2 separate regions of the Homo sapiens genome follow, and region 1 is linked to region 2. Evidence: read pairs that join two places in POLR2A ChIA-PET (ENCODE). Cell type or tissue: PC-9. All regions are shown on one strand. Links, peaks and the distances in the headings refer to the core of each region. The heading gives the core; the rest is flanking DNA. Region 1 overlaps AKT3 (AKT serine/threonine kinase 3). Region 2 has its middle 110 kb from the start of ZBTB18.

Region 1 (2,922 bases), core at 140-2,639, 440 kb before region 2:
TTGGATAAAAATATTCACTTTTGTATACTGCTTTACAGTTTACCAAATATTTTTAAATATTAACATGGGTCTTAAAAGTTCATTATACTGGGCCGACTTTGGTTTCGACATAGACAGATGTTTTGATTGAGAAATATGTGACCAACAACAGAAGTCTGATTCTGCATACTTTCAAACTGGGTGAATCCTACTGTATTAACAATGTCATGATACTATCTGGTGTTAAACAAAAAATGGGATCATTCTCTACAAAGTGGAGAGAGATCATTCTTTTTCTAAAAATCTGCAGAAAAACATTACATAATAACTCTTCTTGTTAAATAAACGAGGGAAAGAAAAAAAGTATTTTTAGAAGAGAAACTTTTCATTATTTTGAAAACAGGTTCAAAGGTGTTACCAAATGACTTATCTTTTTATCACATATGAATAAAAAGCCATTCTTAGTGGAGAAAAAAAAATTGTTTCCATTTAGGAAAATCAAGTTGAGGATATGTGTGTACACTGAATACTCCATTTAGTGATAATACTTAGGGTAAATGGGATGTGAATATAAGATCTGAAAATTTAACAGAATAATGATGGCTTTGTCCAGGAAAGGTGTTGTTACACCATTTGATCAAAAGTTTTTCTTAGTTAAGTCTGTCAACAATTTCTGAACTACCTGAAACCATTTTGATTATATCAATGACAACACTGCAGAAAAATTTGTCTGTAAGGAAAAATTAAGACTGTTTTAAAAGCTTCTAATAAGAAATATTTGCCAAGAATACATGATTTTTAAGAAGAATTCTTCTTCATATAATCACAATTCTGATATCCTTTACCTAAAGGGGAATAGGGATAATTAAATTAGAACAAAGCTGTAAGAAAATGTTCATAAATAAGAATTACAGAACCAAATGATCCTAGTGGGTCTGGTAAACATTCTCATTTTTATTTACCTACGTTGCATCTTTTAAGAGCTCATATCTGCCACAAAAGTAACAAGTTGCTGTTTTCTTATTAAATGTGAATAATTTCTCATAAGATCTAGCAGGTACCAAATACAATTTAATTTATAATGTATGGGGTATTATTAAATACTTGCAAATATTAAGTCAAAGACTGACATACCACTAAGAAAATAATGCAGTGGTCTATTGATACACTAACAATGATGGCAAAACCTAATCCAAGACTTTGGGATGCAAAAAACCTAACATATGGATATGGACTTCCTCAGCAGAAATTCGAGTAATGCATAGTTTAAAACAAACTCTTCATTTCTATAATAAACACAAATCAAGCAATGAGAATACCTAACATAGAATTTTAAATTCAGAAAGACAAGAAATTAAAAAGGATTACTTCATATTTTATAATGATGTTGTGGAAAAAAGAACGAAAAGAGGAGAGGTCATGTCTAGAATAGTATTCAGAAGCAGGCCTCAGCCAAATATTTACCCCTGATACTTGTCTTTAACCTTAGTGCTCTATTAGAACTCTTTCAGTTACAAGGAACAAAGATCCACTGAAGCTAACACAAGTAAAAATGGGTCATTCTAATAATACTAACACTTCATCCAAAGAATACAGGTAGCCCTTTTGCAAGTAAGATCTGGAAGGTGATTAAATCACTTTCTTTTATCTTCTTCAGGGATTGTGTCAAGTCTGGCTTCTGTCCCTGGTCTCTCTCCCATTCCCCTCCCAGGCCTGGATGGATCTCAGTCTGTCTGCTCCATCTTCCACACTCTACCCACCAGCTCCTTAGCTCACTCAGAAGTTTTTTTCCTTCATAAACTCAGCTTGCTGCTACCTCTTCCAGGCAATGCTACCCATGACACATAATACATTAAAGAATGTGGTTTAGTGTTACTTTAGAAATGTTTAAGTAACTTCCATATAATTTCAATTTGTATTAAAGTCTTTTAGTATACTAGGTAATCGAAATGTCTTCCCAAGAGTCATACCCAGTGGCTTTTAAATTGTGGGTCAAGATTTTTAATTTTCAAGGACTAGGTAGTATCAAAAATACTGGAAGCACTGGCAGACTCCACCTGATAAACAGGCTGGGTTCCAATGGTCATTGTCAGAGATTTAAAATTTAGTTTATCATTTTAAAAAATTATTAATACAAATGGTAACTAGTTCCCACATGTCATTAGTTAAAAAAGCACTGTATAACTACTACTTGCTACTTTAATATTTGCTTTCATTCTCCTTACTTCATATGAGAGACAAGTCAGATATTAATATTACCATCAGTATTCTATGCTCAAGAGTTTCAAAGCTATAAGCACCTGATTAAAGAATGAGACACTGAGCACCCTATCATTGGACGGCCACATATCAAAGATGTTATAAAAGAAATTTGAGTTCTGAGTTAAAGGTGGTATCAAACTGCCCCATAGGTTACTTTTAACACCAAGATTCTAGTATATTGGTGATTTTACAGATTAGGAAACCAAGATTTCAAGTTAAGACACATGTTATTGAACTAGTTCTTTTGACTTCAAGTCCAGCTAATTTCGATCATAAAACATACATTGTACATTATACTTGTAAGAAATCCTGGAATCTCAAATTCCTTTTAACAGTACTTTTATTTTTAAAATAAATTATAAGTTAGAATCCAGTTATGCTGAATATGCAACATTTCTATGATTACACCCATTAAAGTATGCAAATAAGAGTAAGGTCAAAGAAGAGAGCTACATTCATTTTACATTGGATGCTATGCATAAGAAAACAGAGGACCTTTCCTTTTCAAGTAGAGTAGCAATTGCTCCTAAAACACCACCCAAGGCTCAGCTGAGGTGGTCTCTTACCATTTGTTTAGAAGGGAATCTGATCTGTAGCTGAAGCAATTATGAACAGGAGGTAAGAAAATCCCCATGTCTTATAACCATTTCCAACATACACACAACTGGGGACATGGATGTC
Region 2 (2,922 bases), core at 124-2,623:
TAATTTTTTGAATGAATTACAGTTTGTCATGCTGTGGCCTCCATTGTGCATTCTGTGGTAGTTGTAATAGCACATCAGAGATGAATACAAGTTCATTTTTTATTATCGAAATTAAAAATAACCAGCTTTATCAATAGAAATTATACGTCTTTCAGGTGGAGTCATCAATAAGAAAAGTCGCTATTTGTTTTTTGGTTTTGTTTTTGTTTTTGAGACACAGTCTCACTCTGTCGCCCTGTCTGGAGTGCAGTGGTGCGATCTCAGCTCACTGCAACCTCCGCCTCCTGGGTTCAAATGATTTCCTTGCCTCAGCCTCCCAAGTAGCTGGGATTACAGGTGCCCACCACCACGCCTGGCTAATTTTGGTATTTTTTGTAGTGAAGGGGTTTCACCATGTTGGCCAGGCTGGTCTCCAACTCCTGCCCTCAAGTAATCCACCTGCCTTGGCCTCCCAAAGTGCTAGGATTACAGGCGTGAGCCACCGCACCCGGCCACTATTTGTTAATGCAGGGATTTTCTTCTCTAAAGCCACATCAGCTTTCATCTTTAATAAGTACATAGGTAATTTTGTCACATTTCTATCTACCTTGTCTACCTCCTCCCTCTCTCCTTCCCACCCTTCTTCTTCTCCTTCTCCTCCAGTCCTGCACTCCCAGCAAGTGGGAAGCAAAGTTTGTTTGCTGTGACTCTTATCTACCTGTAACTCTCCTTGTCCAAGAGATGTAGACACATCTGAGGCTCATTCAAAGTCAGAACTGTACTTGAAGGAGTTCTTTCCTGGGTTCCAGTCTAGGACAAGTTTCTCTTGGTAAGAAACCGGGCAGTGTTGTTAGCAGTCTGTAACCTCAGGCCCATTGCGGGTATATGGACCTTGGTTGAAATGCAGCAAAATCTGTTTTGCAGACAACACACAATTGCTGAAGGTGGTGAAATAGGGATAGTGGGTTTTCAGGCATGTACTTTACCTGTTAGTTTAGGGAGCTGAAGGCAAAACATGTTACACCTCTGTCTCCCTGGTGCCAACAACGGCCTGGCACAGTGCTGTGAATCCCTGTGTCCTGGGATTAGCAGCATGGTGCATTTGGGCTTGGAGACAAACAAGGCCAGAAATATCCAGAATAGAGGCCTTATTCTAATGCTGTCTAATTTGGAAGTCACGATTTTCATCCAAATTCAGAGTGAGAAGTCCTGTATTCCCAGCTCTGTGCCCAGATGCTGGGCCGTCGCTTCTCCATCCTCCTGGCTCTGCCCTGTGGAGTAGAGTTGTGTCTTCATACCTGACATTATTGAATGCTGGGATGTTCCAGGCACTAGTTCACAGCACTTCAAAATAATTCCACAGGGAAGTTATATTATTTTCATACCTAATTTTACCAAAGAGGAAACCAAAGCTTGGCCAGATGGACATACCTGTGGTTACCCAGATCACGGAGGGCAAAGGTGAAACCCAAGGCAGGTGTGTGTGACTCCAGAGCCTGCTATTCCAAAGGATCTGCTTGGTGGTGGCCGGGGCACCATCGTTGTGGCTCGTTGTAGATTAAAGGCCATTAGGAAAGGCTGTGCAAGTGTCTTTGAAACTGCGGACGCTGGTCAGATGCAACCTCTGGTTCCACTGTGCCCCTCCCCGAAATCTTTACCCCCACGTGGATGTCCCCCGAGTCTGAATGAAATGACAACCTACTTGGCAGAGACTCAGTTGATTTGGTCTTATGCCAGCACATAACTGGCCTCAGTTCTTGTCAGAGGAATGCTTGTCTTTGCAAGTTTTTTTGGTCCTGAGGACTTCCTAGTGGCCTGTCATCCCTGATAGAATTCTTGGGGTGCAAGGCATCCCTGTTAGTTCTGTGAAGGAATCCACACTGTGTAGGCCCTGTCAGCCCTCACTCCCTCCAGTGTCTGACACATCATGTTTCTTGAACATAGAGGTTCCTCGTTCTAGAAGCCACCTAATAGGCAGTAGGAAATAATCAAATAAAAAAAAGGCTGGATGTCCAGTTGAATGGAGCTCTTGGACTGAGAGAAACTGTACTTCTTAGAGCAGAAAAAAAATGCATAAACTTACTTGACTTCAAAGTCCTTTTCCTCGCTCTGCCTCCAAACCTGTGCTGGCGCCTGAGAGACCGAAATGGACGGTGTAGTCGTCATACTCAGTCTTCCTGCCTGCTCATCTACTTGGACTATGGAGTTAAAAAACCAGGAAGGACTGAAACCCACAAAAACCTCACCACACTCTTTCTAGTGCTGAGTAGTCTTAACTATGGAGTAATGAGGAGATGGGCACAAAAACTGTTTCTTTGAGCTCACTTCCTACAGCATAGACTGTCGAGGATTTTGTGCTTGCCTGTGTGTGAGTGTTTCTAAAACAGGGACAATGACGTTATTATTGTCTGATATTTGCATTCCACATACTAAAGTCAGTGACTTTGTCTCTTCTGATTGTTGGAAAGCTACTCCCACCAAGGTTAAGTGCAGTCCTTTGACCTGTAGCATTGTGGGTGGCCTGAGTGGGGACCGTGACCCAAGGTTTGCAGAAGGTGAAGGAATAAATAGGAAGGTAGGGGCCTTTGCTGAACTTAAGCTCAAAGCCCTCCAAAAAGAGGCCTCTGACGCATATTTCTTCCTTGGTTGATTAAGCATGGACAGGGGATTTATGGGAAAATGTGTGGCAACCAAGCAGCCATTTTCCATTTTTTCCTACCTATGGCCATGGCACAAGAATGGAGTGGGAGCAGGGATGTCCATAAATAGTCTGGCTTTGGTTTAACAGAGACAATTCCTTTCACAATCACAGCTTTAGCATGTGCTAAAAATGACAATGCCATCCAGTGTCAATTGTTCCAGGGAGACCCTTCATTCCTAGTTACAGCAATAAAACCGCTGGTGGGTGGTCGCTGCTACTGGTTGTCTTCATTATCATTTCAT

What was found. ChIA-PET counts read pairs that join two places held together with the same protein. Peaks named below come from ENCODE experiments on the same cell type or tissue, not always from the same donor. Only the 100,000 strongest peaks of a DNase experiment are listed, where the experiment ranks them.
Region 1: POLR2A ChIA-PET joins it to region 2 with 6 read pairs; 1 of 35 experiments calls an interaction of 5 or more read pairs at or near these places.

Annotation. Positions count from the first base shown.
Region 1 is chr1:243,715,356-243,718,277 of GRCh38, forward strand. All of the region lies in intron 2 of AKT3 (AKT serine/threonine kinase 3), which reads right to left. Among named protein-coding and RNA genes, the nearest start is that of AKT3-IT1, 78 kb to the right of the region's middle. In PC-9, for the core only: no CTCF peak of the experiment used is centred there; no DNase peak of the experiment used is centred there.
Region 2 is chr1:244,158,402-244,161,323 of GRCh38, forward strand. No RefSeq gene overlaps it. Among named protein-coding and RNA genes, the nearest start is that of ZBTB18, 110 kb to the left of the region's middle. In PC-9, for the core only: no CTCF peak of the experiment used is centred there; a DNase peak (open chromatin) is centred at 1,410; H3K27ac peaks cover 1,246 bases.